Regions from separate parts of the Mus musculus genome. Here region 2 is linked to region 1. The links are chromatin loops, found by intact Hi-C in ENCODE. Cell type or tissue: gastrocnemius. All regions are shown on one strand. Links, peaks and the distances in the headings refer to the core of each region. The heading gives the core; the rest is flanking DNA.

Evidence for each region. Hi-C counts contacts between places; a loop is a spot of excess contacts. Peaks named below come from ENCODE experiments on the same cell type or tissue, not always from the same donor. Only the 100,000 strongest peaks of a DNase experiment are listed, where the experiment ranks them.
Region 2: a loop joins it to region 1, with 2.0 times the contacts of the local background. A loop is called at or near these places in 2 of 42 quality-filtered maps.

Annotation. Positions count from the first base shown.
Region 1 is chr12:91,087,178-91,103,222 of GRCm38, reverse strand. The region is part of intron 20 of Cep128 (centrosomal protein 128); the gene reads left to right. Among named protein-coding and RNA genes, the nearest start is that of 5430427M07Rik, 49 kb to the right of the region's middle. In gastrocnemius, for the core only: no CTCF peak of the experiment used is centred there; no DNase peak of the experiment used is centred there.
Region 2 is chr12:91,181,569-91,197,613 of GRCm38, reverse strand. All of the region lies in intron 20 of Cep128 (centrosomal protein 128), which reads left to right. Among named protein-coding and RNA genes, the nearest start is that of 5430427M07Rik, 140 kb to the right of the region's middle. In gastrocnemius, for the core only: no CTCF peak of the experiment used is centred there; a DNase peak (open chromatin) is centred at 9,869.

The DNA.
Region 1 (16,045 bases), core at 3,948-11,947:
CCCCAACCCAGACCAATGACTCGCTGCACTGAACATTTGCAAGAAAAGCTATTTAGGCAGAAGGGAATACTCTATGACATACCACAGGCTCCATGGCAAGATGTTTTTGTATGTTTCTTTTCTTTGGGGGAGCATGTTGCAAGCACAGGGCAGATATGGAGAGATGAGGAGATGGGTGGGATTGGGGTACATGATAGGAAATTCACAAAGGACCAATGAAAAGCTTAAAAAACGGATAAAGATGCTGAAGTATAGCTCTGAATGATTTATGGCTTCTGAGCTCAGGGTGTGGGAGCGAGCAGAGGCAGAGCATACAGTCCACTGTCTTTCAGGGGCTGGCCGCTGGGAGTTGGAGCATTCTCCAATGAATATGTTGGCATCACAACCTGTATGTGGTGTATTTCTGGGGGGCTACATAGGGGGCAATAAGAACATGAGGGTGGACCTGAGAGGAGTGGAAGTCAAATGTGATTCAGATGCGCCCTGTGACATTTCAGATAGTTAATAAAATATTGTCTTGGTGTAAAAAAATACAGAAGGAAATCCTTTAGACTTTATAAATCTTGCAAATCATTTTATTTATTTACAGTTTATACTTCATTTTTCCTCTGTCATTTTTGAAGAATAAAAAACATCTTCATTTTAATGTAAAGATGCTCATCAATGTTTATGCTAAATGACTAGAGTTTAGAAGCAACGGCATAGTTTAATTTAAAATAAGTAGAAAAAGATGGACAAGTCTGACTGACTTTAAGCCAACTAGAAATTTCTCTGAGGGGAATAAAAGGATAAGCCATATGAAATACACTATATTGTTTATATTCTGTTATATTTCCAATCGAGTAAGTTCAAAATGAAGCAAACACTTGTCATCTGAAATTTATACATATATAACTTGCTAACATGACATTAGGGGAAAGATAATTACACATCCATACCACCCACACGTGCCTCAACACATATAGTCTTAAGCACACGGAGCTGCAAGCATATTTTGAAAGTGATTTGACCTTTGATCATTCTGGGAACTAGGTAGATAGTATTTCAGTGGTGTGTAGGGAAGCTCGCCTTTCTCCCTACCCCCTTTTATAGTTGTTTGAATATTTTCTTGGCCCATGTACATGTGCAAAAACAAAAGAGCAAGCAAAAAGAAAATAAAAACCACACACACACAAGAAAAGAAAGATGCCCATATGTGCCCTCTTTTGGTCCAAAACCCATGACTCTCAGGTGCTTCCATCTCACTGTGTGTTTCCAGAGAAACTGATTTCTCTAAGAGATGGAGTGCTGTGCTATTTTTGCCTGCTATTTACATTGAGGTTAGCTCTGCTGGTTAGAGTGTACTGGTAAATGACACCAATGACATGGCTTTATTTCCATGTGGTTCCATTAACATTTTTCCACTGCCGCAGACTGCTCCCATAATTATGTCTGAAATGTGTTCCTGGCCTAAGGGAGACTTTATGAAGCCCAGTGCAAATCTACCATCATTTGGGGAAAATGTGCACCCAGATGCCCATCCAACGGATGGGAGGTTAGGCTACGCAGTGGAGGACTGTCTAAATAGAATACCAAAATTTATATCTTTACTATATGAAATTCCTATTATTTTTGTTGTGAAGGTCAAGACACATGACTTAATGTGTTGGTGTTAGTAGGTTCAAAGTCGGTTTCAGGCTCAGTTTATAGGCAAATCTTGAAATATTAAGCAAGGTTACCTTACAAAGAAGTGAGTCATGCCCAGACATTCCCAATTACATAATATTTACTTATCCAAATGCGTTACTGAGTTTAAAATATCTGTTTTATATTTGAAATTACATGTGACAAGTATTTAATTATGTAACTTATTAAAAATGAAATTTGTACTGCAGAAATGTAAAACTTTAGTGTTGTAGCATCTTAACATGTTGCCAGTATTCTCAAGTCATAGTTCAGAGTCGTTGAAATCACCAGGAAAAATATTTAAAATTTTAACATAAAATTTAGTCTACCTTTGTATAGTTGATGCCCATTCTTTCTGATTTCCAGGCATGCCTTTGAGTAAATGCAAGGGTAAACCCAAAGTGTTTTCAGATGAGAGAAGGGACCCAAGTAATAAGGGATAACTAATTATGTTGTAAAACAGTGTGGAGATGCAGGGTTAGAGCATGAAGCAAGATCCTGACTGTGCAAACAGCTACCAAGAACAAGTTGCTCTTCAGGGTAAACTTTTCTGGAATTTGAAGAATAAAAGTTAGATGTATTGTGGCTACTTTATTAGCAACATAAATTCACTGTTGCACAGTTCTAGATATTGAGAATTTTAAACATGAAGCTACTTTCATCCTGTCTTATGGCAAGTCAGGTGTCTGCTTCTAAGAACTTCCTCTGTGGAGGCCAGTTTACCACTGTGTCCCCGTATGTTTTGAGATGGGGAATGAAAGCCAAAGTGGCCTAGCTCGTTCCTTTTAACATATTTATAATCTTAGTATTCTCATCACAAACAGCCCACCTTCCTCATGCATTCACAACGTAAAGTCTCCAGCTTGTAGTATCATTATGTTGGGATTTAAATGTGATGAGTAAGTACATTTGGAAGGACATGTACACTCAGATGAATCAGGGGAAGCAAGACAGAAGTCTTGGGTTGAACTTCAGTGGAGCATAGTACTCTTAACTGTAAATATTGTTTCGAGAATAGAGAGTGGAGAGGGGGATAGTTGTTTAAACTGCATCCATCAAGGCCTGTAAAAATATTGTGTTCTACATAACAGTCATATATTGAAAGCCATTGCAAATGGTTATGGTGAACTGTTGTTTGTGTTCTGTGAGGCTTAATTTCCATGAGCAGGAAGGATAGAAATGGAGCCACAAAGTCAACATGTATTTAATGATCAACTCTGAGGAGCCTAGTGCTGCTTTAGGTGTCTGAGTATGTAATGACTCAAAGCAAGCCAACCAATGCCACCTAGGTACTCACATAGAAAATGCTTCCTGTTTCTGCAAAGAGTATGAAACTGGTGCATTATGGGAAGATATGGCTGTGTGTGATACTTTAGAAGATCTCTCTACCTCAAAGCAGATCATCCTGATTGAGTAAGAACTCAGTTCCCTAGATGGTGCTCTAGGCAGAGCTAGTCCTGGCGAATCCCCAGCGTATGGAGCTGAGACAACAAGGGAAGTTATCTTAGGTGCATAGCAGAGCCAGGCAGGGTTCTTCAGAAAGGATGGGTGAATGTGTGTAGATAGCACCTGAAGTGAGATTTACTTTAGGAGAGGAAAGCTGTAAACTGAAGTCTTCAAAGTTAGCCTGGGCTCCACTTTCTGGTCCAGGACAGTGAAGAAACAGCTGCGCCTTCATTCTCTGCAGGTCTGCCTGAACCTGCCATTGTGGACCTACACCCTATTAATCCTACTTACTGAACACTTGAAAACTATCCAAAGATGGCCAGATTGCAGAAAATTGATCCATGAGAGTTGTATCAGTCAGGGTTTTTTTTTTTTTTTTTTTTTTTTTTTTTTTTTTAGAGAACAGAATTGATAGAATGTATATGTCTATGTATGTGTGTATACATGTACATATGCACATATATATTTAATATATAAATATATTTCAAAATACATGTACACTTACAGGAGATTTCTTAGACTGGATTACAGGATGTGGTCCAGATGGGCCAGCGATGTCTATCATGCTGGAGAAGCTGAGTTTGGTTTCAGTGAAGGAATGCCACGGCCACAAGCAGCACAGCCATGAGGACACATGCAGCGGGCATGAAAGCAAGAGGCAAAAGCAAAGCGTCCTTCTGTCCTGTCCTTTTTCCTGTGCTGCTGTCCGAAGACTCTGCCCACATTTACAGCGAGTCCCCCTGCTTCACATAATCTGGTCATGAACACCCCTCACAGGAGTGCCTAGGGCTTTTGTTTTGGTTAATTCCAGATCTATTTAAGTTGACAATTATGATTATCTAACAGCTCTTGGGTCCACAAAGAATTTTTCCTTTTTTCCTTTTATATATATATATGTATACACACACACACACACATATATATATACATACATATATATATATATATATATATATATATATATATATATATATATATTGAATATATTTGTCGTTAGATACCGCTTTGGACATTGTGATTGTGTTACATATAAAATCTGTGTTTACGTGCATACACACATGTGTGCATACCGGGCAGATTAAGGGCGTAAGGGTCATGATGGGAGGAAGAATAGTACTGGGATTATGTTTGATCACTTAAGGGCAGTTCTTTCTGGTGGTATGCTGTTTGTTTAGACGTTGTGCATGTTACACCCATGTTACCACAACTCAGCACCAGGCTCTTCCTGTGTCTACATATTTATATAGAAAAGGGCTGGCCAAGGAGGTCATTGCTGAGAGCTGATCCTTTGCTCTGTGTTATAAACCCATAGACCTACTTAAACCCCAAGGATTAGCCTGAAAGAACAGTACATTTTGTTTTCCAAACAAAGACATTTTCTACTTTAGGGAATCGGAACACTGAGTGGTTTCCCTTGCTTTCTCTGTTTTATAAGCCCCGGCTCTCTCTACCTTGTCAGATATGATTATATGTACCGTTCCCAGCTAACGCAAATAAGAGAAGCTGCTGATGGAGGGGGGATTTGAAAGAGACTTCTAGAAGCATCAGGGCAACATGTAATTGATTCGGTGTGCTGGTGGCATTTACAGAGCCTGGCTTCTTTGTACCAACAAGCAAGCCTTCCGCACTCTCTAATGTTGGGGGATCTATGTGTATTTAGTTATGTATTTATTCATCTATAGTTTTTCAATCTCCCTTTCGCTCAAAATTGTGTAGAGACAGAAGCAAAATAGGCAAAATGCCTCAGTTGCTGTTTAATAACCAACCCCAGGAGGGAAGGAAAAGTTAATTAAAATCTATGAAAATGAAACAAGTAACCTTTATAGATAGGCGGTGTAACGTGGCAGTGTTAATGTGACAATTTGTTAATGGACTAGGCAGTTGTAATCAGTATTAAACCTTACTTGAGGCTTCTTTATGTTTATGAAAGCTACTAATTAAAGGGAGCAATGGCCTGTGAGATTATCCAGGCCGACTATTTGCCATCTGAACAGAGCGGTAACGTAAGCACGGGCTCTCTTCTCCTGTTATCTCAGGTTGGAGACTGTCTTGCTTACTTCTGCTGTTAGCTTGCTCTTTGTTCAGTCCCTTCTATTGAAATGAGCTTCACAGTTTAAATTCCCATTAGTAGTAAAGAGCTGAAACCACTAAAACCCCAACCTCGCCTCTTCTTAAACCGGGTTTGGTATGCTTGACTGCCCTTCACAAGTTCTCTCTGATGTCTGGTTTGGGGGAAAGCTGTCCTTTGAAGACCTTCTGAGTCTTTGATTGCCTTGACTCTGATGTAAAAGAACAGATCTAACAAATGAAAATTGTCGTGGTAAACAATCCCTTTGTGGGGTGAAATGAAATCTGTTTTGTACTGTTTGCAGCTTCCAAATGAAATAGTGATTTAATTTGTTTATTGGAGTTCGCGGGTCCTGGGTAAGTAGGGGAATCATTATAATTGTCAGGGAGGAGAAGGGAAGATTTGTGATCACGGGAAGTGTGCTTAGCCTAGCTAGGTATAAAAGAAAACAGTTATTAGAGGTGAATGGGAGCAATTTGTCATGTGCTCTATCCACGCATTGGCCTGACAATGACAGTGATTACTGATACTAACTGCAGAATCTGTTATATGTTTGGGAGATGATTGTCATCCATCTTCATTCCAAATACTTATTCTTCATACCCACTGAGTAGCTCAGCTAAGACGATGGCATCTAGATACCAAAGTGCAGTGTTCAGCATGCCTGTGCTAGAGGTGTGCGCTGTAAAACAGTCAATAATAAAATCACATAAGTTCATTCATAATTATAGCATGGTGAACAAGAGACAAGTCCATTGTGGTACCCACCGGCAGCAGGAGAGCCCCACTCTCCTCACTTCATCCTGGGACCTCTGCATCATGCTGCATCCTCACTCCAGCCTGGTACCTCTGCATCATGTTGCATAGCCTTCCCTGAAAAGCTTGGTGGAAAGTGACTGCAGGCCTAGATACCCCTGAGTTCTGATTTTATTGTTCTACTTGTGAAGTCATCCCTATTTCAGACCTGGCTGGCTCCTCCTAGTTCTTGCCAAAAATAACTATTACTGAAAGAATGGTGCAAACATTTTGGTACAATTAAAGCTTAGAAAATACAGAGAAAGCAATAAAGGGTACTGATAATGTGTCCTGAACCTTTAATAACAGGTAGTTATTGTTAAATGACATTGTGGGTGACTTGGCTTCATTTTACTTCATCTGATATTCTCATCTTGGGGTTCAGGATAGTAAGCTACTGGCCTCAGCTATCGGGAGGATGTAAGGAGTAGAGTAGAGTGAAGCAGAGTCAGTGTTTTGTATTTTCTTCTTTCTTCTTTCTTCTTGGACCATGTGAACACTTTTTTTTGATAGTTTGTTTTTATTATTTACTTAAAATTCCATGAGTTGCTGGTATAATGCAGGGTGGACTGTTTCCCTAATGTTGGATTTAATCCTCTTCAACAGAAAATTATTAGGCAAACAAGTCTTCATTAAAGCGTATTCATAACTAAGGCCTCTAAATATAATAACAAAGAATTTGAGTCTATTGATATGGAAGGAAGATCTGAGAATAATGTACTAGAATAATGGCGTGATTGAAGTAGAAGGAAGACGATCCAAGGACACAGGTGTCTGAGTGGAGTCTGAGCAGGCGCAGGACTGTGCATTGGATCCAAAGCCTCTCCAAAGGTAGGGAAACTTGCTTGTCCAGTCCACAGTGCTTAAATTACTTGCAGCGCATGCTTAAGGAGACACCGAGACAGTGATACCTTGTACTTTCTTGGCTTCTCTCTCACCAAGGTGAACAGCTTTGCTGTGGCACAAGCGCCCCTCCCAGATGGGCTTCTCAGGTACAGACCCCAAACAGCAAGTCCACCTGATGATGGAAAGAAATTCCAGAAGCCACACATGGAAATAAGCCTTCCCTCTTTTCGATTTTATTCTCTCAGCTGTTCCATCACAGTGTGGCCTTGAAACCTAAGAAAGCGATTTGCCTTGGGCTGATACTACAGCCATATCAAGGGGATACTTCACTGAGACAGATGATAATTCTTTTGAAAGTAAATTTTCAAAATTTAGGCAGATTTCTTATAAACCATGCGTCTAGGAGTCTGGACATTATGCTGGAATGAAAACTACTGGGCATTTTTTTCCCTCCTCTGCTCTTCTTTCATATTCAGAGAGATTATCATAATAGAGTAATAGAGATAATTTCTTCGGAGTTTAGCTAAATGCCTATAATATGGTTTTAATGTAAAATTACTCCCCTATGCTTAGGTATTTGAATATCTTCTGTGAAACTGGTTAGGAAATTTTGGAAAGTTATAAAGCAATTAGGAAATGGGGCCTGGCTGGTTGATAGTCCTGGGTCACTGGCGATATTCTTTGGAGGGTTATGGCCTGCCCATGTTTCTGATCCCTTCTCTGCCTCCTGATGTCCACGTCACATGCTGACTCTGCCTTACACTCTCAGTCATGCCTTTCCTCACGTGACAGACTAAAGTGCCCTGAAACTGAGCCATGGTGATTTCCTCTGGTGTTTTTTTAGTTGTGCGTTTTACATTGCATCAGGAAAGTTACAAACATCTTTCCATACTTGACCATATATATGTTTGGTATGCAATCTGATAACTAGTTCTCAGCCACAGAGCATTTTTAAATAAAAAAAGTATTAAGAAGTACTGCTTTAAGTTTAAGTGGGGGGATTAGGATCCTGTGAGACTCGAGTGGGAATAGGCTGGATGCTGTGTTCAGGATGCTTATCTGTAAGTTCGTTTGGAATTTTTGCAGAATATTTATAAGTAGGGTGAACGTGCACTTTAAAAATAGGATAACCACATAGGACCAGGATCTCACTACTTGCCTGAGAATTCTCTTGTGTGTGTTCTCTTGTGTGTGTGTGGAAACTCGAGGCTGGCAATGAGCACCAGCTTTGCTCTTTCTCCACCTGGCTCTGTGAGACAGGGTCTGTCTGCTGAACCTGTGGCATGGAATTTCAGCTTTGTTGGTTGGCCCACAAGTACCAGAGCTTCTCCTATCTTCTCCTTTCTTCTCTGTGTCCCTCACCTCCGAGCCCTGGGGTACAGGCATTTGATGCTACACTGGCTTTTTATCTGGGGTCTGAGGGTGCAAACTCATATTTGCATCCACCATGCTTGCAAAGCAAGCACTTTACCCTGTGTCATCTCTGCACTCCTGCGATGTTTTAAGTAACAACATTTTGATTTTCTCATATGTCCCTCTGGCATTTAACTAAACTACATTGTTTCACAACTTTCTCTGCTGGTTCTCCACTTACTGAAATCAACAACAGGGACTAATTTTTATTTAATAGTGTCTAAGGAAAGAAAGCCAGTATGTTGCAACATATCAGTTTCAGGAAAGAATAGGATATCTGCATGAGAGTAAATGGTTTTTATCCTACTGATAATATGTACTGCTAACATAGTCCTGCTATGCAAGTTCAGTGGTCTTCAATGCATTTTAATATGAAAGGAATAATAATAATCATCATATCTGCAAATTAGTGTGAGAAAATTACTATTTGTTAAAAAGGCTATGTACACCATCTCATATAAATAGTAAAACAAGCCTTTAATTTTTACATTCTTTTTAAATTATTTTTTGAGATCATAAGAAAATTACATCATTTGTTCCTTTCTCTTTTGTTACTCCAGATCTTCCACATACCCGGCTATGCTCTTTCAAATTCATTGCCTTTTTCCCCTCTATTTTTGTTACATGCATATATACTTATATGCCACATCCAGCTTTTTATCTGGGAGCTGGGAGTCATTATACTTACAAACTCGCTGTGACATCCATCTTATTCCTCAATACATGCATACAATCTGCTTAGTCTTTATAATGATACTTGTATGTTTGTGTGCAAGACTGACCCCTTGGTATCAGACCTCTGTTGATGTAGTCTTCCCTGGAGAAAACTATTTCTCCTGCTTTCAGAGTTCCCGTGGTTGCCTCTAGTTTTTCTTTCTGATTGACATCTGGGATTTCCCCATCCACTTTAGCATATCTATTGTGTTATCCTTGTTTAGCTTTCATTTAGACCTCCATATTGTTGTGACTTTATGGTTGTGGCTTCCTACATTTCTAGGAAACATAATCTCACAGTAAACTTCCTGATCCTTTAGCTCTTAAAACATACCTGCCTCCTCCCCTGCTGAGCCTTAGGAGCACGAGATGTGTTACAGATGAACTGGGTGCCACAACTCTGGGTTTTATTGGTTGTGGTTTTCTGCCGTGGTCTCTACATATTGCAAGGAGAGATTTCCTTGATGAAGGTTGAGAACCATACTTACCTGTGAAGATAAGAACAAATATTTATAATGTAGAGTGAGATTTGTTAGTAAGCTGATGGTTATAGGTTCTCCAAGATCCATGAATTCACTAGCCATAGGTAGGTGATTAAGTTTCTAGAACCAGGCATGGTTTCCATCTTGTGGAGCAAATTAGAGACCTCTTGGTTACTGCCAAAGTACGTGTGCCAGTAATGTACTCTTAGGGTTATCATGCAAGGCTTGTTTTTGTTGTGGTAGTTCATAGGCTTCACAGGTGGGTAGGGCTGTTGGTTGCTTTCCTTCTCTGGAAACTTGCATGATGCCTTCTGGTACCACGAACATTAGTCCTCAGGGAGGAGGCTTTCTACACCCTTCCAGCTCAGTGGTCTTCTGCTCCTGTGTCTCAAGTTCATGGTACTTTCAACAGTAGGGACTTACCCTCCCCCTCTGTTGGCAACCAGGAGCAACAGCAGTAGCCTTTACTTTTTGGGAGTCTCCTAGACAACCCTGACTCAAAAAAAGGGCTTAAAACTTAAAACCCCAACTCAAAAACTCAAAAGTGTTCTTGTCATGCTTGGTTTTATGATTTTTGTTTTTGTTGTTGTTATGCGATTTTTGGCACTTGAAGGGAGCACTGTAGCACAGATGGGAAATTTTTATTTAAATTATATAGATAGAGAGATAGAGTAAATAGTGTCCTCCTTGTGACTTTGTTTTTGTTTTTTGGTCACCATTTAGAGTAGTAGAAAGAGGATGGGCTATTTTGTATAGAAACCATTTTGATACCAATGCCCATGTCCTGTGTTTTATTCATACAGGGGATGGTGAACCTATGATTATTTTATTTCCCCGAATAGTAAGATTCACACAAAACAACAATCTACTTTTAAGGGTACATTTTTATATACGTTTTTATGATCATTACTTCTGTCTAATTCTAGACATAAGCCCAGTAGCCCACAACTGTAAGGACATACTTCCATTTTGTCTCCTCCACCTTCTTGTCACTTCCCAACATATCTCTTGTCTGTGTCTTTACCTGTCCTGCCTTTTCCTGTAACCAAATGATGGAACGTATTTTTAAGGATCACTTTGTTTCCTCAGTCATCCTTTGATGCACAGTTGGGTTGTTTTCTGTGTTTGGCTATCAGAGATGCTTCTCATCACAAAAGTCTCTGTCCAGCTTGCTGAGTCAACTCCAAAGCCAGGGCACATGAATGTCTAGGAGCACTTCAGAAAATGAACTCTAAGTACCTCTGTCAATGTTTTTTTTTTTTCTTGTTGTTATGAGAAAATATCCTGACAATAGTCACTTTAGGAAGAAAGGGTTTGGTTTTGGCTCATAGTTCCAGGTTCCAGTCCATCAGAGCAGAGAAGTCACGGTGGCAGGAGCTTGAGGGAGTAGGTCACCTTGTATGTGCTCTTAAGGAGACAAAGCACTCTGAATACTTTTGCTCACCTGACATTTTTCTTTTTATACAATCCAGGACCAAGCCAAGAGAATGAATGATGTTAGCCAGTTTTAGGATGAATCTTCACTCAGTACTTGTCTTATCAAGATAATCCCCTAAGCATGCCCAAAGGTTAACCTAACCTAATGTAACACAGCTCTGCCTAGAATCTTGTCTCCTAGGTGACTTTATAATCTGTCAATTTCATAATTAATACTGTCCATCAAACCTTAATAAACACACTGAATTAATTAAAGGCAAGATATTGTATTTTTATCTTTTTGAAGCATTTGCAAAATCTCATTTCTTTACTGACTCTGTGTGTGTGTAGGGGGGTTATGGTATATGGTGCTATACATGGGGGTGCATATACTTGCCTATACATTGCATATGGAAGTCAGAGGTTGACACTGCTTGTATTTTGGTAGTTATTCTCCATCCTTTTTGTTTGTTTTGTTTGGTTTTTGTTTTTTTGTTCTTTTGAGACATGTCTCTCTCACTTGGCCTGTAACTCACTGAGTTGCTAGGCTCTTCTACCAGTGAGACCCAGGGATTTCCCTGCCTCTGCCTCCCCAGTCCTAGAGTTACAAGTGTATGCCACTGTGCCTGGCTTTCTAATGTCAATTCGGGTTGATTTACTGTTGGGGCCCCTTCTTACACAGCAGGCCCTTTACCTACAGAGCTATCTCCTCAGGACCATAAACCACAGTTTTGCTTCTGTTTTTGCCATCAACTCAGCCGCCAAGTCCTTCTCAACATATTTCCTTCCTGTTTGGAGAGCTTCCTTTAGAATCCTGGGAATATACTAATTTAATCTTTCTTTTAAAAGAGTTGTTTATTTTATGTATATAGATGCTTTATGTGTATGTACATCTGTCTGCACACCAGAAGTGGGCATCTGATCCCATGAGATGACAATTCTAGAAGGTTATGAGCCACCGTGTGGTTGCTGGGAATTGATTGAACTGGGGACCTCTGAAAGAGCAGCCAGTGTTCTTAACTGCCGAGCCCTCTCTCCAGGTCACTAATTTAATCTTCAGAAACAAGGCTTGACTTCACCTTGCTTCCTAACAATGTTAACTAAATAGAAGATTCTAGGATGTTAGCCATTTTCCTTTAATGTTAAAAAAAATGATTCTTTTTATGGCAATCTGTATTGATCTGATTTTTTTTTTCCTCTAGAGTTAATTTTTTTCTTCTTCTTGATTTCAAGATGTTTTGCTTTTGATTTTCAGGACCTTTGACTACCAGGTGTCTCCATTTGGGGTCCCATGGTTCATTCTGTTTAGCAGTCCCATGTTTTCTTCAATCTGAAGTTTATGTGTTTTATCAAAATTTGGAAAATTTCCAGTGTGTGAGCAAGTGATTGCTATCTAATGCTGAGATCCATGTGGATTCTTGTCTTTGCTTCACTCAGAACTGCGCTGTAAGTGGTCATTCATTGTCCTATCACCTATTAATCGCATGTCTTTACTCAGTTGATCTTCATATGCCATTTATATTTCTGATTGCTCACTGTTCTTTGCATTATAAAGTGCTTAAACTGTGTGGATTTGTGACCCTAATTCAGAAAAAATAATGCAGGTAAAATATTTAGTTAATATATTTGTGACTCTGTTGCCTTAGATGATAGCATACAACACCTGACACAGTTATAAGTCAAATTCTTATGAATGTCTTCAGTATGTAAGAAAACGCATGTGGATAACATGTACACTGTGAGGCAGGCTTTAGAGCAGCTGTTGAAGACAGTTCTGAGAAGCAGTTTCTGTCCTTGAAATATTTTGCTGCACCCTGAATCTTACATGTTCATATTGGCATGTGCCTTTTATAGGAATGTTTATATTGTATATTCTTGTCTGTATAATTATGCTCCAGTGTAGGCATAGCACTCAGGATAATTTTTAAAATCACTATGAACTTTTGGAGGACCTAAACATAGGATGCTTTTTGGAGTCAGCAATTATGACAGATGTAACATTTAAAAATTGGCCGTGAAGGACCACACTCTGACCAGTCCTACTTGGCTACAGGCGTCTTTGCAAGGCTTTCGTTGAATTCTGTGTATCTCCTGTGGCGTCCCCTGTACCATAGGGATTGCATGCTGATTACCTGCCCTTTAGATCGTTGGTCATGCGTGCCCTTAAATCTGTTCTCAGCAGAATATATCTCTTATTAAAACTTCTATATTGTATGGGTTTCCTAGAATGCTATATGACATGTCACAAACTTGGTGGATGTGTGTGGAGGTCAGAGTTAATATCAACCAAACTCAAGGCTGCACTCGTTCACACAGGGTCAGGAGGAGAATCTGTCTCCTTGGCTTTCCTAGCTTGTAGAGATTATGATCAGGCATTGGCTCATGTTAGCCTTCCTCTGTTTTCAAAGCCAGCAGAAACATATAGGTGCATGCTGTCTGTGGGAATTCCCAAAGGAGACACTCCTGGTATTTGACATGGAGTTATGCTTTGTAAGAAGCATGCTCTACTCCATTCCAGCTTTCCCTTTCCAGGGAACTGTATACAGCTAGATCACTAGATCATAGTAGTGGCAGAAATATGAGAGTTTCCTTCTAAAAGCTCAAGTGTGGTTTGGCTCTAGGGTAGACCTCTTGTTATGTCTCAAACCATGGTCAAAAGGCTAAGGTGCCTATTAGATTATCAAAGAGGACAGTGTCTGCCACCCTCTTGCAGCATCTACTATAGAGGCATTCTGACTGGCATACCCCATTCCCTGCCCTAAACTCTCCAGCCCAGTGCCTGGCCTGGGGTCCAAGCCCCAGCTTCTTATTCCTATGTAACCCAGCTATTTTGGCTCTCCTGCTCTCCTGCTCACTCCTGACCTCTTGGCTTCTGTCTCCTCTCTCCTCCACCATTTTCTCACAAGGCCTAGTTCAGTGGCCTGTCATGATCACTCTGGACTGTTCCAGTTGCCTCTGCCTGTGCTCCCTCCCCTCTATATCGATAATAAACGCTCAGCCTCTTGGAAGCAGTCATGTCCTCCTTTCATTTATTTTTTGCATTCACTTGTAACCTAGAAAACACCACGGATCTCCCTAGTAGCTGCATCAAACACAGAGACAATAAAACACACAAACAAAAAAATCAAGAATATTTTGTAGGTTCTATAAATAAGAGATGGTCAAAAAAATGAAATAAACAGAGGTTGCATAGACTCTAAAATGTGTAGCTGCTAGAATGTAGAGTCCCTCTAAGCTAAGGAATTTCAAACTGCACTTTGTGAACAGTTGAGAATGCTATGTGAATAGGCGCATCATCATTTGGGCAGAAGACACTTAACCTGGAAATAGTGTTTACCATGAGTCACAGAGTTCTTGCCCTTTTTTGTTAATCAAGGGTCTTTTAAAGCAAAGATAGCCCTTGACCAATTTAGGGCAGTGATTTATTCTTTAGTGAATACACCCTTACTTTCTCTTTCTTTCTATCTTTATAGAAAAGACAAAAGCGTATTTGTTGGCTACATCAGAACGTTCATTCTGTGTCTCTTGGTTTTCCTCAGCCCAAGAGCTACGAAGGAGCAAGGTGGAGCTGGCTAGGAAGCTCTTGTCTTTTTTTTTTTCTGTACTGTTGAAGTTTGGGGAATGTTTCCCCAGAAATGAATTAGCTTTAAATGAAAACACGAGTACCTGTTTTTGTGTGTCGAACCACATAGCCAAGACAGACAGTGGCCCGTAAAACCATTTCTTTATTGAAGCTTCATGCATCGGGCCAGTTGATGCCCATCTGTGGACTGGCATGTTGTTTTCGTGTCTCCCAGACCACAAGGGATAGACAGAGATTTTCAGTGTTGCTCTTTTTTTTTTTAACCTGTGTTCTCTGTGCTGAGGTCTGATGAGGAAACTCTGAGCTCCTTGTGGCATGTTCACTGATAGCCAGCTGGTGGCAGTAGATATGACAGAGTTTTAATAATGTAGCTTTCTGTCCTAGGTGGAGTAGGAAGACAGAGTGCCTAGTGGCCTCTTTCTTTTGTTTGTTTAAAATTACAGCTGATACTTATTACACGTTTTATTGATTTCACAAGAGATACTTAGGGGGAATTTTTAAAAAAGTAATTTTTTATTATGCACCTGCCACTATTGTAAGTGTTTTGTGTCTGTATTTGTCTCTTGATCTCTACTTGGGATTCTTCCTCTAGATAGCAAGATCAGTGCAGCAGTTCCCTCCAGGGAAATAATAGTGTAGTGTTCACATAAGCACCCTATGCACTTTGAGCCATGCCTAGATTACGTACAATAGCCAGTACAATGTAAATGATACATTCATAGTTGTTGTCTTTTTAGGGCACACTGACAAAGGGAGAATAAATCTGTAAATGGCCATTGCATACATAAGTGTAAAAGAGTATTTTGAGGCTATGGTTAGGGTAGTCCAGGTACCCAGAGAGTCAACAGTATTAATTTAAACCCAAATATACTTGACTCTATTTACCTTATTACCTTATTTACCTTATTACAATATTTCCTTATTGTTTTGTTTTATAAGATATTTCTTTTGTTGTATGCTGATATTCTAAACGTCTGGTTTCTCAACTGTGAGCGTTTGCTTTCCTTCAGTCACGTGTGAGGCAACCTGGAGCGGAGAGCCACAGTGTAGACGCCCAGCCAGGCACAGGTAGACTTCTTCCAGATTGCTGACCATCAGTGAAGTTTTCTTTCAGTTTGTGAAAGAGATGCTGGATAAGCATGTGCGGTTGAAGAGGGGATGGTAGAACATTTCAGTGCAAGTCTTGAAATATAGAGGAGGGTAGTCATTATTTCATAAAAAAAAAAAACAAGGTCCAGTGTAGAAGGCCTGTGGGCACGGAATGTCTTAGAGCTCAGTCCTCATCTGTAAGATATGAGGAGATTAGCATATATCAGGGGTTCTTAAATTACTGTCATTTAAAGCATTTAGTTCCACCATGACACTATGGGGGTCTGTCTCAAAACAGGAGGGGAGCTTATTTGATGACCCTTCAAGCCTTCCCTAAAGCAGCTTCCTTTCAGCCCCTTTAAATTATTTATTAGCAGTACATACTAGATAATGTGTATTTCACTTATAAATGGAATTCTGATTCTTTAGAGAAAATGAAAATTTGGGCTTGTAATATTTCTGCCCCTTCTATCCTTACAGTGTCAATAATTACAATAGTTTGATAGCCAAGGAAAAACAATAAAAAGA
Region 2 (16,045 bases), core at 5,375-13,374, 93 kb before region 1:
AGATTTGTGTGTATATGTATGCATACAAGCACAAAACACATACATATACAGAACAGAAAAATAAAACCTTCTAATTTGGTATTATAATCTTGTATATGTGTATTGTGTACACGTACTGGCACGTGAATATATTATGTGTATTTTTGTAGATCTGTATGTGGAGACCATAGGTAGATGCTACATATCGCTCTTAATCATTGTCCACTTACCTCTTTGAGAAAGGGTCTCTCACTGATTCTGGAACTCATTATTGGATTCTTCTAGGCTCGCTGACTAGCAAAGCCTAGAGATCTACCAGCCTGTACCCTTGAGCGCTCGTGTGGCAGACACCTGCTGCTGTGCCCAACTTTATATTGTGTTCTGGAGATCCAAACTCCCCACCCAGCTCTTAATGTTCTTTCTCCATTATGTTTACCAGTGTTTGAGATGACGTTACTTCTACATGTTAATTATATGGCCTTTTGCTCAGAGATAATGCGTGGCAAATTGTCCAGGCTTAAGGCAGGTCCTGTTTACTGACCAAGGGCTTGAGTGGGGTAGGATGAGTGAGGTAGGACATTAGATGCTGTGGAATGATGCTGGAGATCAGTTTTCAGCATCTCGAATGCAGCATGTAGGAAAGGAAGCATCCGCTAGTCCCCGTAACTACATTTTCATGTCTTTTCAAGTTTTATCGTGATTTTATATTTTTATAATAAAAATAATGATACTTTTTAAATGATCATGTTCACCTTCAATTGATCTAAAATTAGAAGTTGCCTTTCAGGAGATGTGTTGCTGTACATAACTCATAAAGCCCGTTCCTGTTGTCAGGGCCTACAAATAGGAAGAGCTTGGGAAGTGTGGGGAAGGTGGTTCTTGTCTCCTGGTTTCCTCTGGGCTTTGAAGTGACGTTGCTGCAGTGAGCATGGAGAGCATAGGGGACATGTAAAGCTTACCCTATGGAGAGTTTAACTGTTTTCTAGATCTTTCCTATCTGGTTCTAAATGGTTTCTAGGGACTAAGAAAGTCTGGTGTGTTTGACATGTGTTTAGGTGAACAAACACACACGGATCTACTTCTGTACATTCAGCTATGAAGCAGCGCAGTGTTTCTCAGCTGATGGATAGTCTTACGTTCTAAGTGAGAGAGACAGCCTTGCAGGCTCGTGTGTGCACACCTCCTTGAGTTAGTGATTCTATCTGGTGGACTCATGAGGAGAATCTAAGATTCCTATTGTAGTCACATATCCTAAACAACACTTGGGCTTGTTTATTGAGAAGAAGATTGTATAATTAGATGCCTGAGATTTGATTTTGAAATTTTGCACATTTCTGCTCTATTGCAAAGAATATTCAATATATTCTTACAAGTAAGTATCTTTTCCAAATATTAAAATTGGATCTCACATGGACATGTAACAAGAGAATTGGGTTCTCCAGTTTTCCTCTTACACCCAGAACAACAGATAAATACTAGATGCTGATAAATAAAATAGAAGACTACAGCTCCAAAGGGCTGGTTTCCAGTTGTCTTTTCATAATGTCTAGTAATCACGCCTCTTGATTTGGTTAACCTGACTTTGTGTATACATGTGTGAGTGTGTATGTGCACGTGCATGTGCATGTGTGTACATGTGTGTGTGTGTATGTAAAAATAGGTTAGTTGTAGATTAATAAGTGTAACTTACATAAAATTAATAATAAAATCAGTATTATTGATTCAGCATTACTGGTGCTTTCCATGTTGTTAAAAAGAGTTCACCTTAGAAACAATCTGTGATTTAAATGTAAGCACCACATGACACCAACCACGCACACAGTAGGGTTGTCCTGCCCTGGAGTAGTGGTTTCCAGTGGCTCAGATGCTTTCTTGACTGCAGCTTTCTGTGATTTGCTCTGGATATCTTTGATGGTAATGGGATAGAGCCTGGCTGTGCCCAGGAACTGAACTATGTCTAGGGACTGTAAGGCACCCCTGCAGGTTCTAAAGGAGGGTGCTGGGTCAGACATCAGGAAGACCAATCCTACTTTAGTATATATGGAGTTCTGAAGAGGCCAAACTTGATGAGCAAATGGGAAAAACAAAACAAATAACAACAAACCCTAACATCTCAGGGTGGAGGAGTAGCTAGCTTCAGGAGTTAATCTCATCAAATGAGGCCTGAGGAAGGCAGCCCGAGGAAAGAGAATCCCGGACATGGGGCTGGCAGATTATAAAGTCTTTTATAGAAGGCACCATGTGTTTTCCAATGAGTCTGATGTTTTGTTTTATTTATAGGACAATGCTGCGTGCAAGGGGAAGGCTGCTTACCTGAAACAGCCCCTCTCTTCTCCGCCATGACTTTATTAGTATCCGTGACAAGCAGCTGTGGTTTTGTTTAACTTTCTTTTATCTCTGCCTTTATTGCCTTATGATATGATTAGATATAACTCTTGTGTTCTTTCCAGTTAGGTCAGGTCATTCATCATCTGTGAAAAGATGAAATCGGTCCAAACTTGTGTTTTCCAAGTAACAGCCTGTAGCAGTTTGTAAGCTTAGGGCATTTGCAAATTGGCTGCATCGGTTGAGGAATGGAAAGTTTGGGAAATTGTTCCTGTGGCTTCTAACTTGGTTTTTCTTTAGCTCAGAAGATTAGCATGGGTCAACTGGTGTGTTACTGGCTGCCATAGTTTCATTGGGCAACTGGCAAAACAGATAGCAAGAAGGAAGTCTTGCTGGTTGCTGTGACTCTCGTAGCCTCCTTAGAAGGCTTTGCCATTGGGATGAGGCATTCATGGGGTCACAGGTGTCTGTCAGTCCACTCAGCTGTAGAAGATCCTTCTCTTGTACTGCACTGTGGGTACCCTGGCCCTAGGATTCTCTGCACATCTGCTTGGAGGAAGCTGGGTTGTTTTACTAAGTGTATACAGATTTCCCCAGATCTAACTGTGGATGGAAAGTATCACTGAGGGCAATCGGTGCTGGTTGCCTGACTTCACTGGGTCACTGCTTTTCATTGCTCAATGCTAGATATGGCTGGTGCTTAAGGCAAACCTCATACGGTGGGACCTCGGTTCATAGCATGGAAAAGAAGAAGGCAGCATCAGATCAGATCTTGTTAAGTTTTATGGGGACTACAGATATTGCCCTGATTAGGACTCCAGGAGAACACTTGGGCAAAGACGCATAGTACTTTTCCTGCCCCTTGGCTGTGATAGAGGCAGATCTTAGTATTACAATGCATAATTTTCAATTTTTTTTAGCATATTATTAATTTTGTAAAGGCATAATTCAAATTAATTTATTTCTAAAGAGGACCTTGAATTATAATATTAGGTACTAATTTCCTGGAGATGCCCTTGTGTCATCTGTGAAATGAAATTAGAAGAGACAAATTAATTTTATGTATTCAGAGCAAAATCAGCTAACCAAAGTATATTGACATGCAAATAGCTCAGTAAGTAAATCCCGTTGGCTTGAGGAATGTTTTCACTCTATTTAATAGAACAAGGTTGTCACCATTGTAGTGTCACACAGGCCCCCGTTGTGCCAGCTTTTGGTGTGTTTGTTTAAAGGAGGGTGGTTAGGTTTATGTTTTTCATCCTACAGAAGCACATTAGTATGATAAAAATTCATGCACATGCATAGACTGAACATTCACACGCGTGTGGTGTAGTCGCCTGTGTTTGTCTTTTGGTCACACAGTCACAAGGGTAAGTAATAAATAACTAATATATGGAGAAGTTTCCCTAAGTGTTTTCATTGGTCTTATAGTGTCTCAGCTGAACATGTGACCCTATCTATGGAAATGATGAAACCCATTTCATAAAAGTAGAAAACAAATCTAATTCGCTTCTTATGCCAAAAGAGTGTCTTATATTTAGCACCAGTATTTGTTTTTTTGCAGTGGATGAATAGTTGTTTTATTTGTTGAGGGCTTTTTTTGTATGTTCCAAGATTTATTTATGCTCTAGAGTATGCAAGTTAATAATCACAGCCAATACTTATTTGTATCACTTTAAAAGAAAATATTGGGCAATTTACATATCAGATGGTTTATTTCCCAAATCTTATTGTGGTCTCTGAATTTGTCTTAGTGAATGTATTTCTGGAGTTGGTTTCTTGTCAAAACTTGTTATTCTAAATGAGTTCTGACTTCTTATTCTGCTCAAGAAAATAACCAATTAAAGTCAATAGAATATATATGCTATAAATTTCTTATTTGTGCATCATTTGGATAAGTTGATATGAGAGCAGATTCATTAATTTGATGATTTAAAAATTTTAAAACATTTAAAGTCTTGTTTTTATGTTTTTCTTTTATTGGAAATAGATTTTTTTTCTTACATAATGTACCCTGATTTCTGTTTCTCTTCCCTTTTCTCCTCCCAGCCCTCCATCCATCCTATTTCTGTTACCATGTGAATCCACTCCCTTTCTGTTACTTGTTAGAAAACAAACACGCTTCTAATGGATAATAACAAATAAAAATATAAGATAAAACAAAATTAACACATTGGAATTACATAAAACAAACAAACAGCAGATAAAGAGCGCAGAAGAAGGTACAAGAAATAGAGACTCATAGTGCCCACAGCAAGGAATCCAATAAAAACATAAACTTAACCTGTCACAAACCTGGGAGGACCTGGTGCCTCCTGCCTCAGTCTCTGAGAATTCATAGGAGACTGGATCTTGTTGATTTAGTGGGTCTTAGTTTTTGATGTTCTCCATCCTTCTGGCTCTTACATTCTTTTTACCTTATCTTTCTCAGGATTCCCTGAGTTCTGAGGGATGGGATTTGATGGAGACATCTCATTTAGGGTCCAGTGTCTTACTCTCTGCACATTATTCCTCTGTGGGTGTCTGTATTTGTTCCTATCTACTGCAGGAGGACTCCTTTCTGATGATGGCTGAGCAAGATACTGATCTATGTATAGCAGAATGCCATTAGGAGTCATTTTATTATAAGTCTCTTATTTCATCCTATCTGTTAAATAGTATCTAAGGTATAGAAGTCTATTTTTTTTTTTAGAGTCTATAGAGTCTATTTTTTTTTTTTTTAGTGTTTATGGTACTCAAAAGACTGCAGGTTATTATAGAATAGTGATATTTGTGATCAACAAGTTATGGTTTGGCTAGAGAAATGGCACAGTGTTTAAGAGATTGCTCTTCTGAAGGTCCTGAGTTCAAATCTCAGCAACCACATGGTGGCTCACAATCATCTGTAATGAGATCTGATGCCCTTTTCTGGTGTGTCTGAAGATAGCTACAGTGCACTTATTTATAATAATAAATCATTGAAAAAAACAAGTTATGGTTATTTTTCACCATTAATTTTTATTATTTTGTTAAGTTGTATAGAGATATGCATAAATATAATTGTTAGGAAAGTAGCTGGGTATGGGTAAGTTTTCTTAATGTTGAATCAAAATTTCTTAACCTTCCTTCTCTCTATATTAAATAGGATTCATTAATAAAATGTATTGTGTAGTAACAAAATATCAAGAAAGGAAGGGGTGACCAATATGATGGTTTTACAACTGTGTGCAAAAACTCTCTTACAGTTGGAATTATATTTCTACCTATTTTATATATGATTAAATCTGTTTAACGTTGTTTCGTTCTCATCTTAAATAGATAGCATCAGTTATAAGAATAAAAACCACTTCTGTCCCCTAAAGGCCCAGGGTTGAAATTCATTGTTAGAAGAAATTGATGAGCTAACTATTCTTTGTTTATTTTAGCAATGGAGTTTCTATTTTTGATATTCACTTATTTCTTCTTGTTTATGGATTTGTTGTTGATATCTAAAGTATCAAATAGAAATGAATACAACCTATTCATTTAATTTCTTCAATTCTCTATATTGTTGAAAATAAGAAATTAAGCTATTCTGAACAAAAATCCCAATGGGAAGTAGAATGGGAGCGCTGTTTATTTTTGAGCGTGAACAGAGATGCAAGCGATGAGTAACTATGTCTAACAAGAAACATTAATCCTGGCTTACCGGTGTAGGTGTAGCTCAGTTGGAAGAGTGCTTGCCTCGTCCACACAGTGCCCTGGGTTTGAGATCACTGGGGGTACCCAGTGAGTCTGAGACCGGCCTGAGAGAAAGGTCTCTGAAAAGCAAGTACAGTTACTTCTGAGGAAAAGTATAAACCGCACTTGAAAGACTTCTTCGCTGGGACATCTCAAGCATCTTTATAGAACGCCATTCAATGCAAAGTTAATTCATTTCATTTGCTCAATGTCGTCTTTCTTTTTGTATACACAAGTACTTTTATTTCAAACTGGGTATGGCGGTTCCTCAGAAAATTGGACATAGTACTACCAGAGGATCCCACAATACCTCTCCTGGGCATATATCAAGAAGATGTCCCAACCGGTAAGAAGGATACATGCCCCACTATCTTCATAGCAGCCTTATTTATAATAGCCAGAAGCTGGAAAGAACCCAGATGTCCCTCAACAGAGGAATGGATACAGAAAATGTGGTACATTTACACAATGGAATACTACTCAGCTATTAAAAACAATGAATTTATGAAATTCCTAGGCAAATGGATGGACCTGGAGGGCATCATCCTGAGTGAGGTAACCCAATCACAAAAGAACTCAAATGAAATGTACTCACTGATAAGTGGATATTAGCCCAGAAACTTAGTATACCTGAGATATAAGATACAATTTGCAAAACACATGAAACTGAAGAAGAACGAAGACCAAAGTGTGGACACTTTGCCCCTTCTTAGAATTGGGAACAAAACACTTATGAAAGGAGTTACAGAGACACAATTTGGAGCTGAGATGAAAGGATGGACCATCTAGAGACTGCCATATCCGGGGAACCCATCCCATAATCAGCTTCCAAACGCTGACACCATTGCATACACTAGCAATATTTTGCTGAAAGGACCCAGATAGAGCTGTCTCTTGTGAGACTATGCTGGGGCCTAGCAAACACAGAAGTGGATGCTCACAGTCAGCTATTGGATGGATCACAGGGCCCCCAATGGAGGAGCTAGAGAAAGTACCCAAGGAGCTAAAGGGATCTGCAACCCTATAGGTGGAACAACAATATGAACTAACCAGTACCCCCCCCCCCCAGAGCTTGTGTCTCTAGCTGCATATGAATCAGAAGATGGCCTAGTCGGCCATCAGTGGAAAGAGAGGCCCATTGGTCGTGCAAACTTTATCTGCCTCAGTATAGGGGAATGCCAGGGCCAAGAAGTGGGAGTGGGTAGGGGACTTTTGGGATAGCCTTGGAAATGTAAATGAAATAAATACCCCCCCCCCAAAAAAAGAACTGATTATACAATTCATTTGTTATAATGAATAGGAAAAATAACCCATAAGACTCTAAAAAAATGGAGAGAAAAATATTAGCTCTGTCAAACATTAAGATGTAGTATAAAACTTCTAGAAAGAAAGAACATGCAATGGTGCAGAGTAGGGCATCCAGAAATAGACTGGACTAAATGCTTAGAAAATTCAGTTTACAGGGAAGCTGGGATTTGAAATCAGTAGAGATGGATGGGTTTAAATAAAAATGACATAAAAATGGACATGTATTAAAACACAGAATCTATATTTTTCTTGACACCATCTACTAGTATAAATTTTAAATGGTGAGATATTTTAAAGTATAATTCAAATAGTATGAAATGTAGGCTCATGACTGTATAACGTGGCATCAGGCAAAACTCAACTAATAGCTAGGATTCATAGCTAATAAGGGAGAAAGGAATGAAAGTTTTTATTTCATGAAATAGGATTTAAATTGATAGAAAATGCATATCATGAATAACACACACAATTAAAGGGGAAGACAACTATTTGACAGTATTTCATAGACTGAGCATAATGTATAAATAGCATTTAAAAAGTCCAATTGTGTGGCACTTCTCTGAGGTGAGGAAACTAACCATCTCATATATTGTTTATGAGATTGTAAAATGATATAGCTCTTTAAAAGAAAGAGTTTGAGTATAGTTAATTTTTTTCTTTATTCTTTTATTATTGAATCTATGTCAAAGATACAGTGGAAATAACCGTAGTGTATAAGACTGTTGTTGTAGCATGGCTTACATTGTAAAATAGTTTTAATAACCCAGATGTTCTGATATTTGTTTCTGAATTTATTGAATTGCAGTGGTAGGTGACTTTGGATATCAATTAAGAGCATTAGCCTTGCATTGATGATACTTGAAGTTGGATAGGATTTCTCAGCTGTTGAATTGATCTGCCTGCCTCCTGTTTAATAAGCTTGAAAGTTTCCATGGCTACAGTTTTATTAACAAAGGGAAGAGGTAAAGCTGGATTGATGTAAGGAAGAGGACTGGGGTCGAGATGGAGCAAGGGAGTTAGAGATCGGGTGCGTGTGCTTGCCAGCTGTTTTCTTCTTTGAACAGCTCCATTTGCAGCCCCAAGTAGCTGAGTGGTTTCCTTACATTCTGAAGAGCTACCTTGACAGGCCCCACCCGGAATCTCATCTGTGTCTACTCAGGTCCAGATGTGATGGAAAGAATATGGAAAGTTTACAACAGAACCTCTAACTTCCAGTGTGTATGTAATCTTTGCACATTTTTATATTATATATATATATCAAATCATGTTTGACATTTCACTTATTTCATACGTGTATTTGATTATTTCCAGATAGCTGGTTGTAAATTTTATTTAGAGTTTATTGTTTGCACTTTTCTCTAATAAGATTTGCTTTAAGATTTTCTTTTGGCTACAATATATTTGATTAGAATGTTTATGTTAGGGATTTTTTTTTCACCCACCACATGAAAACAGGCAGTTTATTCCCAGTTTAATCTTAATAAAATGTAACGCTTTAAGAGTACATACCTGTACTCTTAGGGTTTCTCTTGCTGCAGTGAATGGCCATGACTAGAAGGCAGGCTGGGGAGGAAAGGTTTTTTTTCAGCTTACACTTCCACATTGCTGTTCATCACCAGAGGAAGTCAAGACTGGAACTCATGCAGGGCACAAACCCAGAGGCCGGAGCTGATGCAGTGACCTTGGAGAGGTGCTGCTTACTGGCTTGCTCCCCTGGCTTGCTCAGCCTGCCTTCTTATAGAACCCAGGACCACCAGCCCAGGGATCACAACACCTGCAGTGGGCTGGGCTCTCACCCGCTGATCACTAACTGAGACAGTGCCTTACAGCTGGATCTCATGGAGGCATTTCCTCAGCTGAGGCTCTTTCTCTGTGATGACCCCAGTTTGTGTCAAGTTGACACACAAAACCAGCCAGTACAGTACTGAAGCTATTTCCTATAGAATCCATCATTTTCAATGTAATTGTGTGATAAAGGACGAATCAATCTGTGACTCAGAGTGTGTCCTCCCTATTGTGTGAGACTTTACCTTGGAAGAGTGAGTAGTTTCTGAGTTCTAGTGGTTGGAGATTTTCTCAGTACCCACTGGGTTTCCTCTAAATGGAGATGCTGCTGCTCACTTAAAATTCTTTGGCTTTCTAAAGAAGCACAGGAAGAGGGAGTGGCACCTGCTGCTGTAAAGAGAGTCTTGTGATGGAGCGGACCTGGCCTGACTTCTTTCACAGAGATCCACATGCGGCACAGTTGCTCAGAACCAAACTGAGCTGTTCTAAACTGTGTCTGTCTGTCTGTCTGTCTGTCTGTCTCTCTCTCTCCTACACACAGATACACACACCCACATACATGCCTGAGTATGACAGTATAGATACTGTCTTACTTAAAGTTTCTACTCCTGTGATAAATCACCATGACCAAAATAATTTAAGAAAAAAAAGGCTTTATTATATCTTCCAGTTTATAAATCCATTGCCAGGAGAAGCCAGGGCAGGAACTCAGGGTAAGAACCTGCAGGCAGGAGCAGGATGGGAGACCACTGCTAAGTGCTGCTTACTGGCTCTGTCCCCGTGTCTTGTTCAGCCTGCTGTCTTACACTGTCCAGGACCTCCTGCCTGGGGTTGTCACCTCTCCCTGTGAGCTGTGCACATGCACCTCAGTCATTGATGCGAATGCCCTCCCGAACTCCTTCAGACCAGTCTCATGGAGCCATTTTCTCAGATGAGTGTCCTCTTCCCAAATGACTCTAGCTTGTGTCAAGTTGACATAAACTAGTCAGCACATTCACAAACCAGTGCAGGAAACATTGGTGTCATCAGAATAAGGTAAATGGGTTGTGTCTGTGTAGCTTTTCTAGTCTTGACCCTCAGTGGCATCCATATGTGAAGTTAATTATACTTGCTGGTTTTATGTCAACTTGACATACACTAGAGTCATCAGAGAGGAAGGAGACTCAGTTGAGAAAATGCCTCCATGAGATCCAGCTGTAAAGTATTTTTCTTTTAGTGATTGATGGGGAAGGCCCAGCCCTTTGTGAGTGGTGCCAACCCCAGGCTGGTGGTTCTGGCTTCTGTAGGAAAGCAGGCTGAGCAAGCATGGGGACAAAGCCAATATGCAGCACCCCTCTAGGGCCACTGCATCAGCTCCTGCCTCCTGATTCCTGCCCTGTGTGAGTTCCTGTCCTGACCTCCTTTGGTGATGAGTAGTGATATGAAAGTGTGAGCTGAATAAACCTGTTCCCTCCTCCCCACCTTGCTTTTTTCTCGAGGTGTTTCATAACAGCAACAAAACCCTGACTCAGACACCGATGAAGGGTCAGCAAAAATCTTTATTATTCTGTATGACTATGTGTGATGCTATAATTATCCCTACATTAGAAGAAGACATATGACATATTTGTAATATTTTTAAATTGAAAGTTATTGATGCAAGAAAATCAGTGGCTGAACCAAGTTAACAGTGTATTTTCCGATATAGTTATTTTGACTTTGAATTTTAAAATGTCTAAATTGGGATGTGACTTCAGTGAGTTCTTAAAAACCGACACTGCAGCCTGGGAGATAGCTCAGCCAGCAGTGCGGTGCTCACTTTGAGAGCAGAAGACCTGCTTCCATTCCAGAAACCCACCTAGAACAGCCAAGCACAGTGTCCGGCTCTGTCAGCCCGGCTCTGTGGAGGTGGACACAGGTGGGTCCTGAGGGCTCTCGCCAGCCAGCCTGGCCTGCTTGGTGAGCTTCACGCCATTGAGAGACCCTGGCCAAAGAAAGAAAGAAGGCAGACAGCACCTGAGCAGTAGCACCCAGGGCTGTCCTTTGGCCCCCACATGCATGTATGTACATGCATATGGGTGGGGGCTTCATGCCTTGCTTCTTAGCCATCTCTATTTCAAATGAAGGCGTGGACTAAGAAGGTGTGATCCCCCGTGTTCTGCTGTTTTAATATAGTAATGAGAGATACTTTCACCTTTTGTGTGACTTCAATTTGTATGTTTTTATTCTGTCTTTTAAGAAATTTCTCTTTCCCATTGGTTTCATTTTTTTCCTGATTACTGTGAAGAATAGTTAAAAATAAATAATTTTTGTGCTGTATACATGCTTTTGTCCTTGAACATTTTATTTAACACATTCCTTCACGTGTTTGTGTTACTGTACTCCTTAGACCCTTTTGTTTTGCCCTATTGTAAAGTAGCTCTAACTGTAGTAAGTATCTGATGAACCGACTTCACCAAATAACCTGCAGCAGGTGTCCCACCGACGGCTGGAAATGTCCAAGCCTTGGGATGAAATGAACAGTTATTACGGTGAAGTCATAAAGCCTAAACGTCTGAGTTTGAATCCCAGGGCGTTGTCACCCTGGAGACTGTCTCAGCAGTTTTGGTTTTTATTTCCTCTGTTCAGAACAGCTGATAATGTTTTCCTGGGAAGGGGCCAGCACCAGATCCACAGCTATACATAAAGCATATAAAAGGAAGAAGTCAGCAAACGTTAGTGGCCCTTGTACTACAAACGTCATGGTTTTTGCTTGACTCTCATTGGACGTTGCATTCCAGTGGCTGAGCCTGAGACAGGGTGATGAGGATAGTATAAGGGGAGACTGCACAGGAGCACATGTGAGGTCACAGCCCATGCGTGAGTATAGGACATCAGGTCACTGCTTAGTTACCACATGTTGGGTGCCTACTAAAGTTCTGTTCTAATTTCAGAACTGGAGAGGAATAGAAATCTCTGCAGTCCCGCTGCTTGCACTGCATTGGGTGAGCACAGAATTTAAAAGCAGCTGTATTAGGTATATAAGACTGTTGCTTTGCGACATTAGAGGGCTGCAGCTTGTCTTTTCAATGAGATCAGAGTAGGCTATTAGAGCGAGTGATTAGGTTGAAGAAGAAAATGCAGCAATCCCTGAGGATATCTGAGAGGCAAATGTGCCTGTCAGAGAAAAGCCCCAGCACAGAGATCCTAATACCGTGGCTGTCCAGCCTGGCTGAGGCGCAGCTCGCCTAGAGTAAGGGAGCAAGGATTAGCATTTGGGAGAAAGAGCAAGCACTACGGTGATTAAAAAAAAATCCTTTTCCTTCGAACCATTACAAAAATGAGATCCTGTCAGACATGGCATGGAGCAGGTAGAAGTAAGCTAAGTGTCGGATCTAGTTGAAAATGTAAGCATTCCCTTCCAGGATGCCTGGGCTTGGAGAGCGTCTCTCAGTTAATCTTCCCAGTGCCTGAGGAGGCAACTTACGCCTCTGTGTGGCAGGCAGGGTACCTGCTTCCGTTACCACCCATGTTGACTTTTTCTGGGATGGTCTTTGCTGGGCCTTGTTCCCATGAACCAGTGCTGGTCTTTCTCTTCTCTGTTCCCTCTGCTGTGCTTCCTTCTCCCGGCCTGCATGTACACTCAGTTAAATTCTACAAGGCAGTCTGCTCTGTAGCTTCCCTAGAGTGTGACTACCTTTCTGTAGGAGTGCCAGCCACTCTTAGTGCCTCCTGCTTCCCTTTGAGACTGTACTGGGACTAAAGGTCACTCACTTAGTGCATTAAAACCTTGGACCCTCCACCTTCTTGCCCATGCACTGCTGCCAACTTGCTAAGGCTTTGACTTCTGGGACAGCCAGTCAGTTTGTCTCCTAGAAGGGAGCAAAGAATATGATGCTAGAGAGTTTTTGCCTGCACTTGGTTTTCCTCTCACCAATCTAAAGTGACGTGCTTCTCCCTTTTGGGCAGAGCACGGGGAAGGGGAAATTAATTCCCAGAAGCCATCCCGCTCCGTTTCTTCCCTCTCCGGGCACTTCCTATCTTATCCTACCAAGATATTCCTTACGCTGTAACCACACTAAGCTCTGCTAAGTAAGCACACTGGCTTCACTAAAAGCAGATATGGAGAAAATCAGTAGGTTTTTCTGTAGTGGACAACCGGCCTCTCCTGTTTCATGAGTCCATCCTGTGTATCAGAAGAGAAGTCTTTCCCTTTTAATCAATTTTGTTACCACATATTTTATTACCAAGCCAAAACAGAATCCTCAGTTAGCACTTATGCCTCAGTTCAGACACACATGTGAGGTGAGTAGAATGAATAGCACACACTCAGAGGAAAAAGAATCCAGCCCACTAAGATAAAAGCTATATAGACTTGATGTATATGGTAGGAACAAAACCCAGTTCAATCAACAAAGGGAAGCTGAGTCAATATCTGACGTCAGAGGAGCCCTGTGGCAGATGTAGTAGATCATTTCTCCTGTTTATCAGTTTTTCTACCATTCCCTTGATTTTATTCGAGATGTAGTCTTTTCCAGAATACTGCCTGCTGTGTGGCCTATGTCAACTGCAGAAACCAGATCTCTGTTTCTGGAGAGAAGAGACTTAAGCCCAGCTAATCATCTTCTCATTCCCAGAGGAAGACTGACTTACAGAATGAGCAACTAAGGAGGAATGGGGGTGACGTGCCCTGGCCACGCGTTTAAACGTTAAAGTCCTGGGTGTTGTTTGGTGCCTGCTGAGTAACACACAGCTTCTCCCACTCACCCCTTTACAGCCCTGAACACTGATTATAAAGCCTAAGATCTGTAAGAGCTGAGGAATATAGTTGAGGATTTGAGTTCCACTTTCGTTCTTCTCTGGTGAGGATTTGAGTTCCACTTCCGTTCTTCTCTGGTGAGGCTTTGAGATCCACTTCCGTTCTTCTCTGGTGAGGCTCTTCACCTGGTTCTTCTCAGAAGCAGTTCCTTTTTCTCAGAGTAGAGATTTTCAGCTGTTTTCTTAAAAAGATGGTAACAATCTTGACTGGGTGAGACTGGGAAAATATAACTAATGTAATACTCTACTTGGACCTACCTCCTTTCCTTGAAGTCTATAATCAGAACTTGCAAATAGAGGGAACACTCTTGGTAAAGAAGGCAGGAACCTGGGAGGTCATGGGCAAAACTGTTTGGTTTGGTTCTTTCCCTTTGTATCTGTGTCTGTGTCTGTGTCTGTGTCTGTGTCTGTGTCTGTGTCTGTGTCTGTGTCTGTGTCTGTGTGTCTCTGTCTCTGTCTCTGTCTCTGTCTGTTGTCTCTCTCTCTCTCTCTCTGTGTGTGTGTGTGTGTGTGTGTGTGTGTGTGTGTGTGTGTGTGTATGTATGTGATTGTATATTATCAGTGATTTAAAATGTTCCCTCAAGGTTCAAAGCAAAATTTTCTCATAAATAAAAGCCTATATCAAATACTGGTATATATTCTATGGTTACAATGTCAATAGTTGTTGATATAATTTAAAGAAGTAGGACTCATAGAGTGATGTAGGGAATTCAGAAAGCAGTTTTCTCTTCTCTGACTGCTCTAAATAGTGACTTAAATGTGGGTCAGTGACATCATCTTAAACATTTTGCCAACGAGGGACTGCTTTTTTTTTTTTTTTTGAGCTATGTACTATAGCATAAGTTATTGTCTTTGGATATGTGTGCTAAACATTTCTAGAATGGACAGAGAAACCATCTCGAAGGCTGTTGTACTCGGCCAAGCGTGTGCTTGGGCAGCATCACTGTTCTTATCTGAGAACATACACTGTTCACACTTGATCTTATTTCAGAATTATACCTGATAATGACTGTGTTGCTCTGATAATGATGAGTTTTTGTCTTCATTCTTTGGGAATGCTTTGCCTCAAATCCTGTCTTTAATTAATGGTGAACTAATTATCGTTCAGTGTCTCCCATTGGTAGCTTTTCCTCTACTCAGGGTGATGTTTCTGAATCATGTCTGTTTCTTTTACTCCTCGTGTTTCTAGTATAGGCATCCCCTCTCTAAGGGGTGCAAACAGCCCTCCATCCTTTTAACAATCCCTGTGCTTTCTTCCCAGTGTTTTCCACCCCATTCATAGACTCTAGGTGATGTGATTAACCTAATATACTAAACAACAAGCTATCCTCATTTATGGTTGATGTACAAAATTATCTAAGCAAAATCATTTTTAATGAAAAACAAAAAACTAAAGTGAAAACTGTACTCATTATGAAAAACAAAGCACTTGTGGGGAAATATCTCAGGGAATCCTTGCATATTTCTATTTAACTAAACATCTTTGAAGCGTTAACATTCACTATACATTAAAATGATTTTTATTTAATTGCCACAATTTTCCTTTAAATTATTGATGAGCTTTTTTGATGTGTATCTATCTTGACAAGGTAAAAACAAATCACTAATTTGGTTAAGTATAGTGATGTAGCCTATGGAAAACATTGTTTTTAAGTATATAATTATATTCTAAATTTAAAATAACTGCCTGAACTCTAGATTTAAATACATTGTAGAGTTTAGAATTGGATCTGTTATTTTTAATTCTTGCCTTTTATAACTTTCTGTTGGGCTTTCACGTGATTGTTCATTTGTCACCCCTCTTTTAGAGAAACGTGCACTCTATTTGATGCCTTGTAAGACTCTGAAACCAGTTGATTCCTATTTTTGCCCAAAAGCAAAGAGTGATTCAAATTTATTTTTAATGAGTAAAATGGTTTTTAAATAGGAAAAAATGGAAATTTAAAAGAGCATTTTATGCCCTGTTAAGGAATAAAGTATTTTTTTTTGGTAGACATTAAATGTGCATACTTTGTTTTCTGAACTACCAAATAATTGTACAGATTTGAATGTTCCTTGGAATTTATGCTAAACTTGCACAGCTACTGTGGTGGTGTGAAGAGTTGGGGCCTTTAAGAGATCCTTTAATGGCATCCTGATGGGATTTCATCAGTCTGAGCCCCCCGCCCCCCAC